Linked DNA regions of Homo sapiens: region 1 is linked to region 2. The links are chromatin loops, found by intact Hi-C in ENCODE. Cell type or tissue: MCF 10A. All regions are shown on one strand. Links, peaks and the distances in the headings refer to the core of each region. The heading gives the core; the rest is flanking DNA.

Region 1 (5,000 bases), core at 1-5,000, 1.4 Mb before region 2:
AAATTTTTGTATTTTTAGTAGAGACGGGGTTTCACTGTGTTAGCCAGGATGGACTCGATCTCCTGACCTCGTGACCCACCCACCTCGGCCTCCTAAAGTGCTGGGATTACAGGAGTGAGCCACTGCACCCGGCCAAACAGCATTTTAAGAGTTCAGCTGACTAGGGCTGAACAGTGGTTGATTCATCATTATTAAAGACATTTAAGAGGGTAAATGAAATCTTGGTGAGATTAACATAAAGGAAGAAGGCAGATGTGTGACTCAAGAGATGCCTTCTAACTTTGGTTTTGTTATTCTACAGTAGATTTTATGTATTTTTGTCTAATAATCATTTCCAAACTTATAAGAGTTGGATCACTATTCTAGCAAGACTTTAAAGATAAGGAGTTTATGTTTTCTTCCTCATGATGCAGTTAGCCTCAAAGAACTCTGTTTCATCCTGAGTATCACCCTAATCATTGTGTGCATTGAGTGGAGGGAGGAGAGCTCTAACCACAAATGCTGGTTTATATGGACAATGCAAGAAGGAATAAATACTTCCTACGTTTGTCCCACACTTGGAAAAAACCAGAAGATTCGCTCTCTTCCAAGGATTTATTAATACCAAATGTTCAAAAAAGAAGCAAAAAGAAAAACGTCATCTCATTTAAAAATAATTTGTCTGGAGACACCGAAAGGGCAATATTGCTTCTTGGGGGATATTCTGTGTTTATGATGGGGGCTTAAATGGTTCCAGGATAAGCCATGGCTTAGAGCACCTAACCCAGGCATATTTGCTATGTGTTTTACAGGCCCTGATCGGTGTTAGAATTCCCCCACTCCCACTGTAGTGCCAGAAGAGCATGTGGTTAAACTGTCTGGCCAAGAGGATGGATTTGACATCATGGTGTAGGAACTGTGCCATCCTCGAGATCTTAGTCCAGAGACTTATCTGTATTTATAACACACTGCTAATTACAGAGTAAGGCCATTGGTTAGGCACGGAAGACACTGAATGTACACATATCAACATGTGTAGGAGAGCAGCCCTCTAAAAAAAGCTCTAAAGCTTCAGTGTGTTTAAAAGTCTGGTGTTAATCAGCCCAACATCATGCCAGAAGTAGAACGTATTTTACAAAAGCAATTGGTCTTTTAGACAGTGTGAGTCTTTTGGGAAAGGGGACAAGTCAGGATGGGAGTTGCTTTTTAATAGTACATGTTTTTTGTTCTATAGACCATTTATCTTGCCATTTCTGCAGAAAATATGTCAACTAATTCACGAATACTTGTTTTTACTATGGCTGCCAAAATATCCTAAAATTTAAATGAATTTGGAATTCAGGTGTTATAAAAAGGATTGAAAGAAAGAGAAGGAGGGTTGGAGAGAAGGCAGCTGTTGTTTCAATTCTATTAATTTTAGAGGCAAGAAAAGGCTTTTTTTCCCCATTCACAAATTGGAGCCAGTTTACTGACACTAGTGGCTTTTAAAAATCCCAAACCTATAAAGTCAGATTTCAGTCTCCAAGCCCTTAAAATAAAATTTCTTTTATTCAGTCTATCAAGCCAAACTTTTGTATGTTAAATTGTATTCTTTTTCTTTGTCCTTGTTCATGGCTAACAGATTTAATGCTACCAGTATTTTTTCCAAATGAAGAATCAGTATACTTTGCTCAATATGTTAACAAATAAAAAGATTTTTTGAGGAGTTACAACAATAAATACGATTTTACTTTTGTTTCTCACATTTTCAGAAGGGTTTTACTCCCCTGCATGTAGCAGCCAAGTATGGAAGCCTGGATGTGGCAAAACTTCTCTTGCAACGCCGTGCTGCCGCAGATTCTGCAGGGAAGGTAAAGATTTTCTATACGTTATAATTATGTAACAGTGAAGGTGATAGATTAGGAGATCTGTAAAGACATTTTTCTCACTTCTCTGAAAGGAATGTGAGAGCAACTGATGAAACTATCCCAAATAGACATGGTGGCGATGTCTTCCATGACCGTCCAGGTACATACACACTGATTCAGAAAGCATTTTGAGCTGTGCCTCAAAGTCTTGTCACAACAGCCCCAGAAAGTCTCTATATTAAGAAGAATCCCTGCAATGTTAATGTAGTATTTCTTACATAGCAGTTTAGACCTTTTTACATTGTGACCCTCAAGATCCCCTTTGCTGGTGGTATGCTCATTTTCAATTTTAGTTATGTTTTTAATATGAAAATTATTAGGGATTTGTTTATTTTCGTTCTTTTTTCTATTGACTATATTAATTCATTAACATGAATTTAATCAATATCAGTTTCCAGGCATCCTGGTAGCTTCAGGGCAGCTAACCCTAATTTATTAATGCTGAAACTTAAACACACCCTTTACAGAACGGCCTTACCCCGCTCCATGTTGCTGCTCATTATGACAACCAGAAGGTGGCGCTGCTGTTACTGGAGAAGGGTGCTTCCCCTCATGCCACTGCCAAGGTGAGGACCACAGAAAAGGATTTACAGGCATAGGGTGTAACTATCGCCTGAAAACACATGAGAATTGTCTTTTAAACACATGGTATAGTATAACTGCGACTAGTCCTAGCGATAGTAGCTTTTGGTATTGACACCCTTTTTTTTCCCTTGTATTTCTGCCAGTTGCGTCTTGAAAATCTTTTTTAAGATTTTTTAAGAGTCAGCAAATATTAAGGGGATGTGCCTATAAACCAGTAGAGATGAATCTTATTGCTAACATTCTGTGTGTTAGAGAATGAAGTCTGAATTTTGAGAACTGAGAAATAAAGTCATTAACATATTTTCTCTTCTCTCCTATAAACCAAATGCTATGATGAAAATGTCCTTTTATACTCTCATTCTTTCCGACTTCAAACTTCTATTTGTTTCTTTGTCTTTTTTTTTAATGTTTTACCTGTGTTAACTGTAGCATGGATCCCTCTAAGTCCCTAGATTCAGAGGTGGTGGGAGGATGCCTTTTTGGTGTATATCTAGCACCAAATTCCGAAACAGCTCCAACTAAGACTTGTACTTACGGACAGGGCATTTCCCACCATTCTAGTTGGCCCCTTATTACACTGAAAATATATATGAATGTCGTATAATGCATAAAGTCCTCATTGCGTCTTTCGTTCATTAATTAAGCACAGCTATTTTGAGAACACATCAGGGTTTATTTAAAAAATATTGATTGTAATGGGAAAATATTTATGCTATATTAGACAATATAATAAAAAAACTGCCACCATTTATTTGCCAAACACTATGCCGAGCACTTTACAGGCAATATCTCATAATAACCCCATGAGACTGGTATTCTAATGATCTCCGTTTTGCAGATGAGAAGGTGAGATTTAAGTAGGTTAATTTTCCAAAGTCATATGAATAATAAGTGTTAGAGCTTGTACCTGTGTTTGACCTCAGGCAGACTGACTTTAGAGCCGGTGCTCTTAACCACTAGGTCCTTTGTGCCCCAAAGCAATAGAGGGAGATTTATTCCACTTCTGTTATACAAATATATACATATATACTCATATGCCTATTTAAATTTTATACATATTATAAATAAAAAATAGGATATATACATAAAATATGTTCTGTATAATATATATTTTATATATAAATATATTATATATATCATAAATATATAACTTTGTACACATACATACATATACATCTACATATATTTATATCTTTTTGATGCCAATAAACAGTTTATAATAAAGTACTTGAACTGTCAAAAGAGGGTGCCAAATGTTCATAATTATCCACACTGTTCTTACTCCTCTTTTTTCTACAACCTCATCAATTCAGCACATATTTTATGTCTTTCTTTACACTAGATTATAAGCTACTAGAGGAGTGTTCATATCATATTCATTTGCATATCTATGAGGTGTTTAATAACATATGTGAGTTCCCAATAAATTTGGATGAAAGAATGAAGATTGAGCAACTATGGAATAAAAATATACCTGCTCACTTAACATACCAGCATTTTTTTTTTCATTAGCTTTCCAGGCTGACCATTCTCAACATAGATACAAAAGACTTCATTAGTACTCATGAGTACTTTCGTTGAACTCTTACAATGTGCAAAGAAAGGATTATAGGTACTCAATGGGAGGTAAAATTGTAAAACGTGTGTTCTCTTTCCACAAGGGACTCTCAATCTACTTGTAAGAGAAGACCTAGATTATAAAATAATGTGTATAGTTTTCCTAAGGAGATAAACATAGCCTTGATTTCTAGCCTCTACCTTGTATGGTCCTTAATCTTAGGCATGCACGTACCGAGTTCAGAAGATGACATAAAGCATTTGTCTACTCCAGAGTCCACAGTAGGATGGGTATTCTGGGAATGCCTCTCTAGTGTCTTTCACTTATCTGCCCCAGCCTGTCAATGAACATGAGCCCTTCATCTTTGGGGCCACTCCTAGAGGGCTCCAGATGGTAAGATCCCCACTGTAGTCTCCACTTTAGACTCTCTTTCTGCTCATTATAATGTCTCCTCTCCTTAATACACACGGTCCTTTGGCCACGAGAACTTTGCTTCTTTCCACCAGAGTCCAGAACCTTCTCTTAGTCTTTATTGGGAGTGCTGCAATTATTTGAGTCCAAAAATGTTTCCTCTTTGTGGAGTAAGAGGGCTTTTCAGATCTTGTAGGTTGAGTATCTACCAGGCAAACCTCCTCCATTGCCAGAATTGACACCTTCTTTGATGATCGCTTATGTTGTTTTGCTAAAATATCCCTGTACCTAACCTTAGTAGAGCCCATGCTGTAGGCAGTGGGGTAACTAAGACTAAAGAAACACATTGTAGCAAAAAGAAGTTGACTAAACTTATTTGGTCCACAAAAATCTGTGTGTCCTTTTTTTCAATAGAGTCTATGGACACAAATACAGTATTTTGAAGCATCTGGGACCTCTGATCAGACCCTGAAAAGGCTTCCAAGCTGAATTTCCTTCAGTTGCTTCAGGAGAAACATTGTTTGTCAAAAATGAAAGATACTTATTCTTGCTTGGAGAAA
Region 2 (11,735 bases), core at 3,695-8,694:
AAATAATTGATTCTCCTCTGGAGAATGTCTAGTGGAATAGTTGTTCTCGATCCTTCGTAGATAAACTTATTTCTGAATCTTTGTCAAGTAGTTGCCTTTCTTGTTGCCCTTATAAATTAAAGCATAAATTCACTGATTTTATATGATATATATAACCTATGTGCTAAAATATATGGGATATGAATTAGAGTTCAACAAGGATGTTATTTTTAAAAACCAAACCAGAAACACATACAAACATGTTATTTTAACGCAGTGGAGAAAGCTCAAAATAATAACCTGTATCCCTGTCAAAAGCAGGCAACATACAGTCATTATATAATAATAGTATTTGATAATATTTAAAGGATAAATATTATTTAGAATAAGGCAAGTCATGTGGAAACACTACTTCATACTTATTAAATCATTTTCAGATGATATGCTTGGACATTCCGCTTTGTTACTAAATCGTGAAATTTACCTGTAAGATTCTTTATGAATGAAACAATTATCTTGGATTTCTCTTTCAATATTGCAGAATCTATGTCTTTAGTATCTTATGATGCTGGTTCTGGAAGAGCTTTTATAAAGAAAACAACACGATCAGTAACCCTGGTCCAAGAGATGTGAGAAAATGAATAGTCACATTTTTGGTATAGTATATCCATGCAAACAATTGTAGGTCTACATTATCACTTTATAATCATCTCACCAAGTAATCTGGAACAGAATGTTTAATTCCATGCTCTTTTTGTCGTAAACACAATTAAAAACCTACCTATTTTCACATGTTAATGTTTCATTTTCTTCTCTCTTCTTGCTTAGTGCTTGTCTGTGTATGTTATTTAGACTTCTCAGCAGGATAATACACTTATTTGTTCATTCAGAGAAACATGTACTGAGCACCCACTCTGTGCTAGGCACAGGACTATGTGTTGTGGGAGACCAAGCTGAAAAAGACATGGTCTTTGGCACAAAGACCCTACTGTCTAATGGTAAGTTTGAAAACAAGAGGTTTTTGAAGGTGTGATGTGTGGGAAATGCCCAGGCTGAGATTTCTAGTACAATTAATATTCTCAAAGGTAGTTTCATCCAATTCTCTGATAAAAGAGCCATGGTAACAATGAAAAACATAAAAATAATTACCTTAAGTACTCAAGAAATCAAGCAACAGGTAATCATTTGAGAAGCCTAAGATAAATTTTGACTAAATATAAAATACCGTGTGGCATGAACGAAAGAGTCCTATTAGGCCAGAAGAAAGGAAGACCCCTGGAGTTTAAGAGTGGTAGAGAATAAGAACAATTTGCTGTGGTTCATTTCATGTAATATGAGTTAAAATTGAAATCCCAAACTTTGTTAAATACAACACTGCTCTAATGCCAGACTTTGGGAAAGTCATGGCTCTATAAGCATCATGCATACAAAATGTAATTTTTCCTGCTCAGAATCAGGTAGTGAAGACAAGAAAATCTCACTTTAGTTCAGCAGAGGCACACTTCTAGATGTTATACATTGGGCTAATCACTGCACCAACTCCCAGGTGTGGCTCTTCATCAAAATTCCCTGGGAAAACCCAACTATCTGCCTACTGTACATCTGCACCAGAACAGCTGAATACTGCTGGAGAACACTACAGTGCTGACTGGTTTGCTCATTATACCTATGACTGCAATCTTAAATGGCCTCTCAACACTGCTATCCATCTGTTTACCTTTTCTTAATAGATTTGCTATTTTTAAATTCTCTTTCATTAATTCATTAATCTTTTTTTAAATTGTTGTTGTTGAGACAGAGTCTTCCAGGCTGGAATAAAGTGGTGCAATCAGTGCACTGCAGCTTTAACCTCCTGGTCTCAAGTGATCCTCCTGCTTCAGCCTCCTGAATAGCTGGTACTACCAGCATGTGCTACCATGGCCAACTTTTTTTTTTTTAACCATTTTTAGAGATGAGGGTCTCATTATGTTGCTTAGGCTAATCTCGAACTGCTGTCCTCAAGCAATTCTCCACCTCAGCCTCACAAAGTGCTGAGATAACAGGTGTGAGCCACTGCACCCAACATTTTCCATTAATCTTTCTACACTCTTCCCTCTCATATTCAAATGATGACCATCATATTTCTTTCAGACAATAGAAATAGTCATGAACATCCTCTTACACTCACCATCAAACCTACCCACCTTCCCTGCTTCAGTATTTATATTCTTTTTGCCCGGATTCCTGTTAAAATACACAATGTCTCAGCACCCACAAAAAGTTAGTTCCTCTCCATTTATAGTTTGGATCACATTCTGATTTTTCAAGGTTTTGCTACAGTAATTAATCACTATCTTTCCTATGTAATTTATCTCCATATATAGGATAATAGAAGAATAAAAATATTTCTTGGTATCTCTCATATCTTAAATTCTTAATATAGTGTCTCCTTCCAACAAATTTATGTTTTCTCTTTCTCTTTTATAGCAAAACTTCTCAATAAGGTACTACTACTTTTTATAAAGCACATTTTTGTGGAACTCACACATTCATCCTATTGAGCCTGTTTTTTCTGAAATCACCAATGACCTCTCTTGCTAAATAAAAGGTTCATTTTTATGTCTTTGTCTTAGTCAAGCTCAAGCTTGCAGCATATTTGACATAGTTTCCTTTCTTAAAATGCTTTTAATTTTTCTCTTTCTTGGTCTCCTCTTCTATAAAAGGAGTTAAGTACTTATGTTTACCTATATCATGTGGCTGTTGTGAGGATGGAGGAGTTAATACTAACACATAAACAGTATTAAATGTGCCTAGCACATGATATTTCTCAAAAAATGAAAGCTGTTACTGTTTTTAAAATAGGTACTCTCCTGTTCCCTCTCCTATTTTGATATTTCAGTGACTGTTTCAGTTTTGATTTCTGGCTGTGCCTCTGCTGCCTGACCTATAAATGGAGCAGGGCTCAGGGCTGGGCCCTCTTCTCTTGTCTGTCTTAATTTCCTCCCTGTATAATCTCACAGAGCCTCATGTTTTTGATTATTATATGTACATTAACATCCCAGATTTATATCTCTACCTCTCATCTATCTCTCGAGTTCCCAACTTAACTACTTGTCATCTCTTTTTTAAGTGTAATAAGGATTTCAAATTTAAAATACCATAACAGAATCCATAATTTCCCCCAAGATTTTTCCACGTTGTAAATGATACCAATATTTTTCCAGTTACTTAAACATCTCAACTGCTGTATTTTTCTCAGTCTTCACATACAATCAAATAATTAAGTCCTATTGGTTTTACCCCTATAAGTTTTCCTAAAACACTTCATCTCTTGCCACCTCCAGCCATGCTCATCTCTTGCCTGGCCTACTGCACAAAGCTCCTGGAGGATCTTCCACCTTCCATCCTTGGCTTTCTAATATTAAGTTTCTACTCAACAACCAAAGCCCTCTTCAAAAACCGTAAAACCTGTCGTTTCACTTCTCTCTCAAAAAGCTTGGGTTTTCTAAGCATCCCACCAAGGCCTACGGGTGTCTACCTGTTCTTGCCACTGTCTGTATTTTCAATCTGATATTCTACCACATTTGTCTTTACTCACTAAACTTCAGCCTTACTGCACCTTTTTTCTTTCTCAAATATGCTAAGCCAGTTTCCTTTGAGAGGTCTTTGCAGTGCATGTTCACTTTTCCTGGAATACTTTTTCTTCAGTTTTTCATGTGGATGCCCTTTCTTCTCCTTCAGGCCTCTGTCTAAATGCCTTTTGTTCAGAGAGGCCTTTCCTGATCAACCAATTTAAATTGGTCTTCTCCAGTGGTTTATGATCGGATCACCCTTTCTTAATAACTCTCACTATTATCTAAAATCATGTTACTTATGTATTTCTTTCTTTACTTGTTTTGTGTTTACTTCTCTCAATGAGAAGGCAATCTCCACGAAGGCAGAGATCTTTGAATGCTGAGTCCTCAGTGACCAGAGCAATGCCTGGCACATGGTACTTGGTAAGTAAATATTGTTGAATAAGTAAATGTTTAAGAAGGCATATTCCCAATAAAGTGTGAGAGCAAGCCAGGGCAATTCATATATCCTCTCTGTCGGTAAAACTGAATTTTATAGATATCCTTTCCTTAAATATAAGTTAACAATATAAAAGCATGACAATTTCTGCCATCCCCTACATTTTGTCAACATGGACTTGAATACTATAAAATATTTGGGTTATAAGGAATATGGAATATCATATGAAAGTTTCTAAGAAAGGTTTGTTAAAAACAGTAACTTATTTTCTCAATTTATCTCCGGTTGCTATGACTAGTTGGTCAATTGTCTTATTTTCTTCACTCCTGAATTGTTTATAATAATCTCTGCTTACCTGCAAGTATAAGCTGCAAAAATAAGATATGTCTCTACGTTAAAATTTGCCAATATATTACTATCATTAATATTACAAGTGGCATAGGTATTACTTGCAGAATTAGAGATTAGTACAGAAAAAGCCAAAGTCTCTCTTCTCATGATTACTGCCATGTGTTATTCATGCATTTATTCATTTCTTCAACAGATACATACAGAATATCTAATGTGTGCCAGGAAATATACCTGAAGATATGCAGTGAACTAAATATATACCATGCTCACTCTTTTCTGAATATCATACTAAAGTAAATTATTAGTATGATCGACCTATCAGAAATATCATAATTTTGAGTCGGCATTATATATGACAGCCTTGGAATATATGATTTCTTTTCTTTTTCTTGGAAGGATTGAGTTGGTGATTTAGTATATGAATTTAAATTTTCCATCCTGGTCATAGTCAATGTATTCTCCAAAACATAGAGATTATCTTTAAGTTGGGAAATTTGCAATAAAAACATTATTCAGGTCCTAGAAAACAAAGTATAATTAATGAGTGTTCAAAAAAAGAATAAAAATGCTTAATCAAAATGGTTCCAATTATATTACATTTTATCTTGAAAAAAAAGATACTACAAAGCACATTCAGGGAAAATATTTAATACCCAAAGTGATATTTGATAGCACATTATGAAGAAAAAGTCTACATTGAAGAGAATGTATTCATTATTTATTTTATTATGAATGTTTCCTTCCTGCTCTCTTTCAGTTTGGAAGTATGCCAATTCAGATGAACATCAACTTACTCTAAGCAATAAAAGTAGATTATTAGATTGGGTTTTTCAGATAAAATTATACATGTTGCATGAAAGTTTGCTTTTTAAAGGAATTCTACCATAAAACTATATGAAGCAAATTATTTCATTATTATTTCTTGTGGGAATAAATACAATGAATGAAAAGTATATATTAAAATTATTTAAGCTAATTAAACATGTAAACTCAATTATCAGATTCTCCATCTTGGGGCTGATAATAATAGTTACAAATGATATGAACAGTTTCAACTGCTAATGGTGTTATAATCCTCCCAACTGGTGAGTTATCTTAGAGTGAAAGAGGACAACTTGTACTTATTTTCCAATAAAAATGGCAGAGAAATTACATGCATGTATATTTCTGATAAATATATATATAAATTATAAAATTACTCTCACACTGGCAATGCCTATTAATTAGATCTATTGGGAGTTTTGAAATGATAAAGTAACTTCTCTATTAATATACATTTGGGTTATTTTTATGTATTTTTAAGATATTGCTGCATATGGAAACTCATTATTTAAACATTGAGGAATTAGATAGACTATTTTACTAAAATTATCGTTTCCTGATTATGCTGAGAAATACAATAATTTTTCTGGCAGAGGTCAAATGGCCAAAAGCTGGATGGCTGATGTTCTGATGAACAGATCTTTGATGACATCTAGTGGTGAAATGTAGATTTATTTATTCACTGTTCTCAAAGTTTTAAGATGTCAATGTTGTATATATCTTGAGAGACATTGAGATAAGTTGGAGATTGAATAAAATGGAGAAATTTGGTAATTTTTGTCTTCAGCAAAGATACCTTAAAATGGTTAAGAACAAAGGGGTAGGCAGAAAAGAGATAAACAACCTTTAGTAAACATTTTTACATTTTAATTCTGAGAAATTTGTGTAGAGAATAAAATTTAAAACTGTAGCTTATAATATAAATATATTTCTTCGTGCAATTATGTTTAGCTGATGTGAATATGCTCCATTTATGTGTATAAGCACCACACTTGTTCTGATTAGGTGAATTTCAGTAATATATGGACTTTTAAGAAAATTTAAAAGAAAGCCAAAAGACAACCTGTGTATATATTTTCCATTTATGATAATCTATCATTATTTATATTTTTAAATGACTGAATAGACATGTCCTTATACTTAGTAGCAGCAAATTTTGTTGACCTAGGCTTATTTTATATGTGTTTTAAGCAAAATAACATCACAAGCAATGAATTCTAATTTTTGCTAGGTTTTCAGGAGCAAAATTATTTATACTTTTAACAAATCAACTCAGACCTTTAATCAGCATGTTTCAGCAGCACAAACATGCTGGAGACTGTCAAATTTTGTCTTCAGACATATATATACTAGCAGAAATTGGGGCAAATTATTTGATATCATTAAGCCTGAAACTTATTTTCAGAATGAATATATTGGATTAAACCCCAGTCTCTCTTTGAATCCAAACATTCTTTGATTTTTATATGATCATCTATATGCTTTATTTACTCTTTGGAACAAAGTTCTACCAAGGAGTAGGGGGAAAGTGTCACAATTATATTTCTAAGACTCTGTTTACAAATTACAAGTGAAATTGGAATTTTGTTAATTATCCAGTTAATTTAATTAGTGTTTAAATTCAGACTCAATTTGTCATAGCCTAATTTACCTACATTATTGTGTCTATATTGACTAAATTAAATGTTTAGCCTGCACTTTGCTATGTTGACTTAGCCTGTAAACTGACAGAGAAATAAGAGAGTACATAACAATGTAAACTAGTATAGTTTCTCAGGGGAAATATGTTTTCTTTACACTAGATAAGCTCCGTTGTGTTAATCACACTGCAAATGAGCAATAAAATATTTGACATACATGATCAAAATGTTATAGTCAGTTATTTTTATTAATTCAAAAAATATTTACTGAGTACCGATTATGTGCTCAGCAAAAAATTTTATATTGATAAAATTTGTTTTGTGGTATCTTTTCCCTAGCAGTCTCCAGCACGTTTGTGCCACTGAAACATGCTGACTAAAGATCTGAGTTGATTTGTTAAAAGTATAGATAATTTTGCTCCTGCAAACCTAGCAAAGATCAGACTTCATTGTTTGTGATGTTATTTTGCTTAAAACACATATAAAATAAGCCTAGGTTAACAAAATTTGCTGCTAGTAATTATAAGGACATGTCTATTCAGTCATTTAAAAATATAAATAATGATAGATTATCATAAATGGAAAATATATACACAAGTTTTCTCTTGAATTTCATTTAAATATTCTTATATATTTCCAAATATATTTCCATATATTACTATGTGTATATATTTACTATATATTACTATATATGTTACCATATATTACTATATGTAATATATTTTCATATATTACTGAAATTCACCTAATCAGAACAAGTGTGGTGCTTATACACAGAAATGGAGCATAATCACATCAGCTAAACATAATTGTTGACTGTTTTGAAAACATGCTTTCAGGAATATCTTTGTGTTTGTTAATTCTGCAATATTCACATTGTTTTATTAAGATAGAGTCCTGAACTGAAATTGAATTGATGAAAGTATAAGAGTACTTTATAGCTTTCGGTAGGCATTGCCAAACTGCTTTCCAAAAAGACTTAATAGTTTACAATATCACTAGTACTTGTTTTTCTACCATGCATCATTATTACGAAGTAAACTTGTTTTTTCTTGTTTTGCTTGTTTGCTAAGTGAAGTCTGTATCTCATTTTGATTTGAATTTTCATTTCTTTAATAGAAAAAGATATCTGTCTGTACTTTCTGTTGCTATTTAAAATTTGTCTTCAGAATGTATATAAACTTTGAAAATTTTGGCAGATATATCTCCTACTGTATTATTTGCCTTTTACTGTTTTTGCATGGTAGTTTAATTTTTTTCTTATCTGTCTTTTCTTTTATGAGTTCTCCCCTTGTTTTCAAATGTACAAAGGCACCTCTGTCTCTTCCAGGATATTGAAAATATTTGGGTCTAGTTTCTTTTAGTTGTATGCTATTTCATTTTTAAAGCTTTACCTTTTAATCCACTTACATTTACTTGTGTTTGATGTAAAATATTTACCTGAATTAATTTGCTCCCAAATTTTAAATAATTGTCCCAGTACTGCTTATTATATAATGCTTTCTTCACTCTATCATGGTGATATTTTCTTTGTCACATAAAGTTTTATGTTCAGCAGGACCCTTATCTTGTTTAGGGCGACATTTTTCTTCTTGCTTAGGTTTTACACTTTTGCATGCTTTCCCCATCCTGACTTTGATGAATATTAGTTGAATGAATGGCTATAATTTTTAATATGTTTTATCACCTGATAAACTAATTGACATTCAAACCTCCTGTCATCAAGTTTAGGTATCTGCTTTTTTTACATTTTACTTATTCCTTTTCTCATTTCAATGTAATTGTGTTCAAATCTCTCCTAAATATGTTTGATCTCAGATGTACCATGCAAGGACTTCTGAAAATCCAGCTTCACTTTTACAATGTAGCACTTTTTCCAAGTGCATATTTTGTGAGGCTTTTAACATTTATCAATTAGCAACTAGACACTGACTCAGAAACAAAAACAACAAAAAAAGTGTTCAATGAAATGGCCTGAACAGATGGCCGATCTAAGACAGGAAGTCTTCTTTTTTCTGTTTAGTCCACTGATCCTTTTTATTCTGCAGTGGAATAAGGATGATTTCAAAGTTACTCTTATGCTGTTCTATGGATTATTCTGGGCTGTTTATGGATGAATACAAGGTAACCATTCAGTGGAGCAATGTTGCTGTTGGCTTAAAACGTAAAAGAACAATGCAAGGACAACTGACCTTGGTACCCTAGTATTCTATCTTGAACATATATTTGATATTCGCAGCCTCAGTCTGAAGTATACATTTGAAAAGTAAGACAGAAAAGACATGTGAATATAAACTCGGTTATAAATACTCTTTATATCATTAAACATAGACTATTTGGAAACATTCCCAGGATATAAGCAGTGATTTATTTGTTTGGGGAGGTAGGCATGGAAATTCCTCCCCTTCTCACTAAACAATCTCATTCGAATTCTTCATGTTCGGTAAATTCTAAGCACTGGGGAATACATTTTCCTTCCTATAACTCAATGTGGTTTGCATTAGTCCTTAATAAATATATTATGATATGCTATATACGTCAGTTTGCAGCTTTAGAAATCATTGTGTAACTTCCTGCCAACCACCTCCAAAATGTACAAATAGGCTATTGCATACAAGGTGAGTAACTGTGTATCTTTTAAAATTGATTATTATCCTTTTAAAAAAATTAATCATCCTCACTTGTACACCAACCTAGAGAGAGTACTGACCTCTTGTAAGCAGTTTTGAAGGTTATTCAAAGTGGTAGTGACATTTTCAAGTCGTTTTTCAAATGCATTCATTTTTGAACCAGCGGGACTTTGTAGCTGCTGAAAGAGAGTATCACAAAGTCATATACACCAGGCAGCAACAATGATATAATTAATTGAGTTGTAGGTAAAATTATGTAAAACAGCTTGACTTTTGAGTTCATCAGTAAGGTGTCCAGTTCATTTTTTTTTTTTTTTGGCAAGGTAAAGCTGGCAGTGATATTTTAGTGGTACAATACTGACATCCAATGGAGAGACAAATTAAATCTTATTTCCTTTGAAGAGCTAAAAAAGAGTTATTATTTATGCTGTTTCTAAGAGATCTTTCACATTGAAGAATTCATTCAATTTTAAGACATGTAAATTTGTATCTCTGTATCGTCCCTTCAAAACAGTATTATAATTTTCAACATAGTTGTATAAATATGCCAAAAATTTTCAGTTGTAATCTTTTTGTTGTAGTTGCTTGTTTGGTTGCAGGTTTCTCCCTGCAAGAAAATATTTGTTTCTTAATTCATCAGGATATAATCACTAAGTAAATAAATATCATTTGCTTATACATAACTATATTTAGGACCTTAAAATGAACATAAAAGATATGTTGTTCATAGTAAAGATAACCAGTTATTGCAGATATTTCCCCATAATATTTTAGAGTTTAGCTGAGTCAACGTTTGGTTGATTTTCTAATATTGCATAATTAGATGTATTTTAACAATTAAAAGAATCTTAAAGAGCTATTAGTGCTGGTATAGTAAATCATAGCCAGTGTAAATGAATGTTTGTAAAAAGTCATTAATGTCAGTGGAAATTAGAACCTCGGGCCTGTAGTTTTTCTGTCAGCAGAAGACAGTGTGTATTCTGCCGAGGAATATTGACTGCATTCTTATTCAAAACCCAAATAAGTTTGATAATTTAGACTAAGCCATATTGAAAAAATTTGAAAAGGGACCGGGATAGACACCTTTGTGTGTGTATGTATGTGTGTGCACACGTGTGTGTGTTTTCCTACTCAGCACACCTCCTCAATCTTTTGACAATGAAGCACCTCCTTATTGGGGGGTTCTATGTAGTTTGGGTGGGTTAAATTCTTTCCTCCAGTGACAGGGATTTGCATGTGACCCATGACTGGTTAGTCTGAGTAATTCATCTCCTGCCCACAGTGACAAGTGCAGGGATCAGAACACAAACCAAGCAGGAGCTATTTTTTCAGATTCTGCTAGGATTGCTAAAGTTATAGGACAGGAGCTTTAGACTCAATGGCTCTGGTTCCCTGGATCCAGCTGCACCTGATCTGGCTTTATTAGGTGCATGAGTTAATCCATTCATTTGTGTACTTAAGTTAGTTTAAGATAGGCTTATGATTGTTGTTGTTGTTATTATTATTATGATTGTTGTTTATAAGGGAAAGAACCCTGAGCAATGCAGTGAACACAATACTGGTGACTGGCATGAAAATTTTGAAATAAATTATAATATAATTCTCTGCAACAATAGATTTATGCTACCAGAACATATCACTATTTCACACAGTCATTGCACTAAGAGGTTAAATCAAGTGAAACTTCTCTATTAACCATGAAGGGAAAAAATGGTTTTAATAAAAATAGTTTTATTAAAAAGTTTAAAAATCACTAAAAAATAGAAAGCACTAAACTATTGATAGGGTGGAATAAATCAATAATTTTCTTACTAATAAATTCAGTGATCTGGAACAAATCACTTTCTTACATTTTTAATTTCCTTATATGTTTGATGCAGGAGTTAAACTCCATAACATAAATCTAGCTCATACTGAATACCTGACTATTATGACGGCAGAAAGACTATATCTTCCAATGTCAGATAGTCTCCAACACAAAGCGAATCAGGAAAAATACAAAAACAAAAACAAACAAAAAAGAAATCACTAACAAACATAAAACTGGAAACAAAATGTATGTACGAGGCTTTAATACCCTTAGGAAATCTGTTTACACTTTTGTTTTCTTTTTACAAAAACACCTACACCAAAGAGTTTACTCATTTGTTCTTAGTTTTGCCTTTTGCTTTTCAAACAATGTTTTGGGTTTTGTGAAGTTTAGGAATATAAATTTGTCTTTTTTTCCCTAAAATATAAGAAAATCTTGCATACACTGGAATGTGGATAATCAGATTAACTGCAGTTTTTTCATGTATTCAGCAACTTAATTAATCAACAC

What was found. Peaks named below come from ENCODE experiments on the same cell type or tissue, not always from the same donor. Only the 100,000 strongest peaks of a DNase experiment are listed, where the experiment ranks them.
Region 1: a loop joins it to region 2, with 4 times the contacts of the local background. A loop is called at or near these places in 11 of 110 quality-filtered maps.

Annotation. Positions count from the first base shown.
Region 1 is chr4:113,276,107-113,281,106 of GRCh38, forward strand. ANK2 (ankyrin 2) reads left to right here. Exons shown (of 46, transcript NM_001148.6): 16 at 1,731-1,829; 17 at 2,354-2,452. Among named protein-coding and RNA genes, the nearest start is that of MIR8082, 130 kb to the left of the region's middle. RefSeq lists a silencer at 2,297-2,471. In MCF 10A, for the core only: a CTCF peak has its summit at 2,407 (motif pointing right); a DNase peak (open chromatin) is centred at 2,405.
Region 2 is chr4:114,689,189-114,700,923 of GRCh38, forward strand. No RefSeq gene overlaps it. Among named protein-coding and RNA genes, the nearest start is that of MIR577, 38 kb to the left of the region's middle. In MCF 10A, for the core only: a CTCF peak has its summit at 5,788 (motif pointing left); no DNase peak of the experiment used is centred there.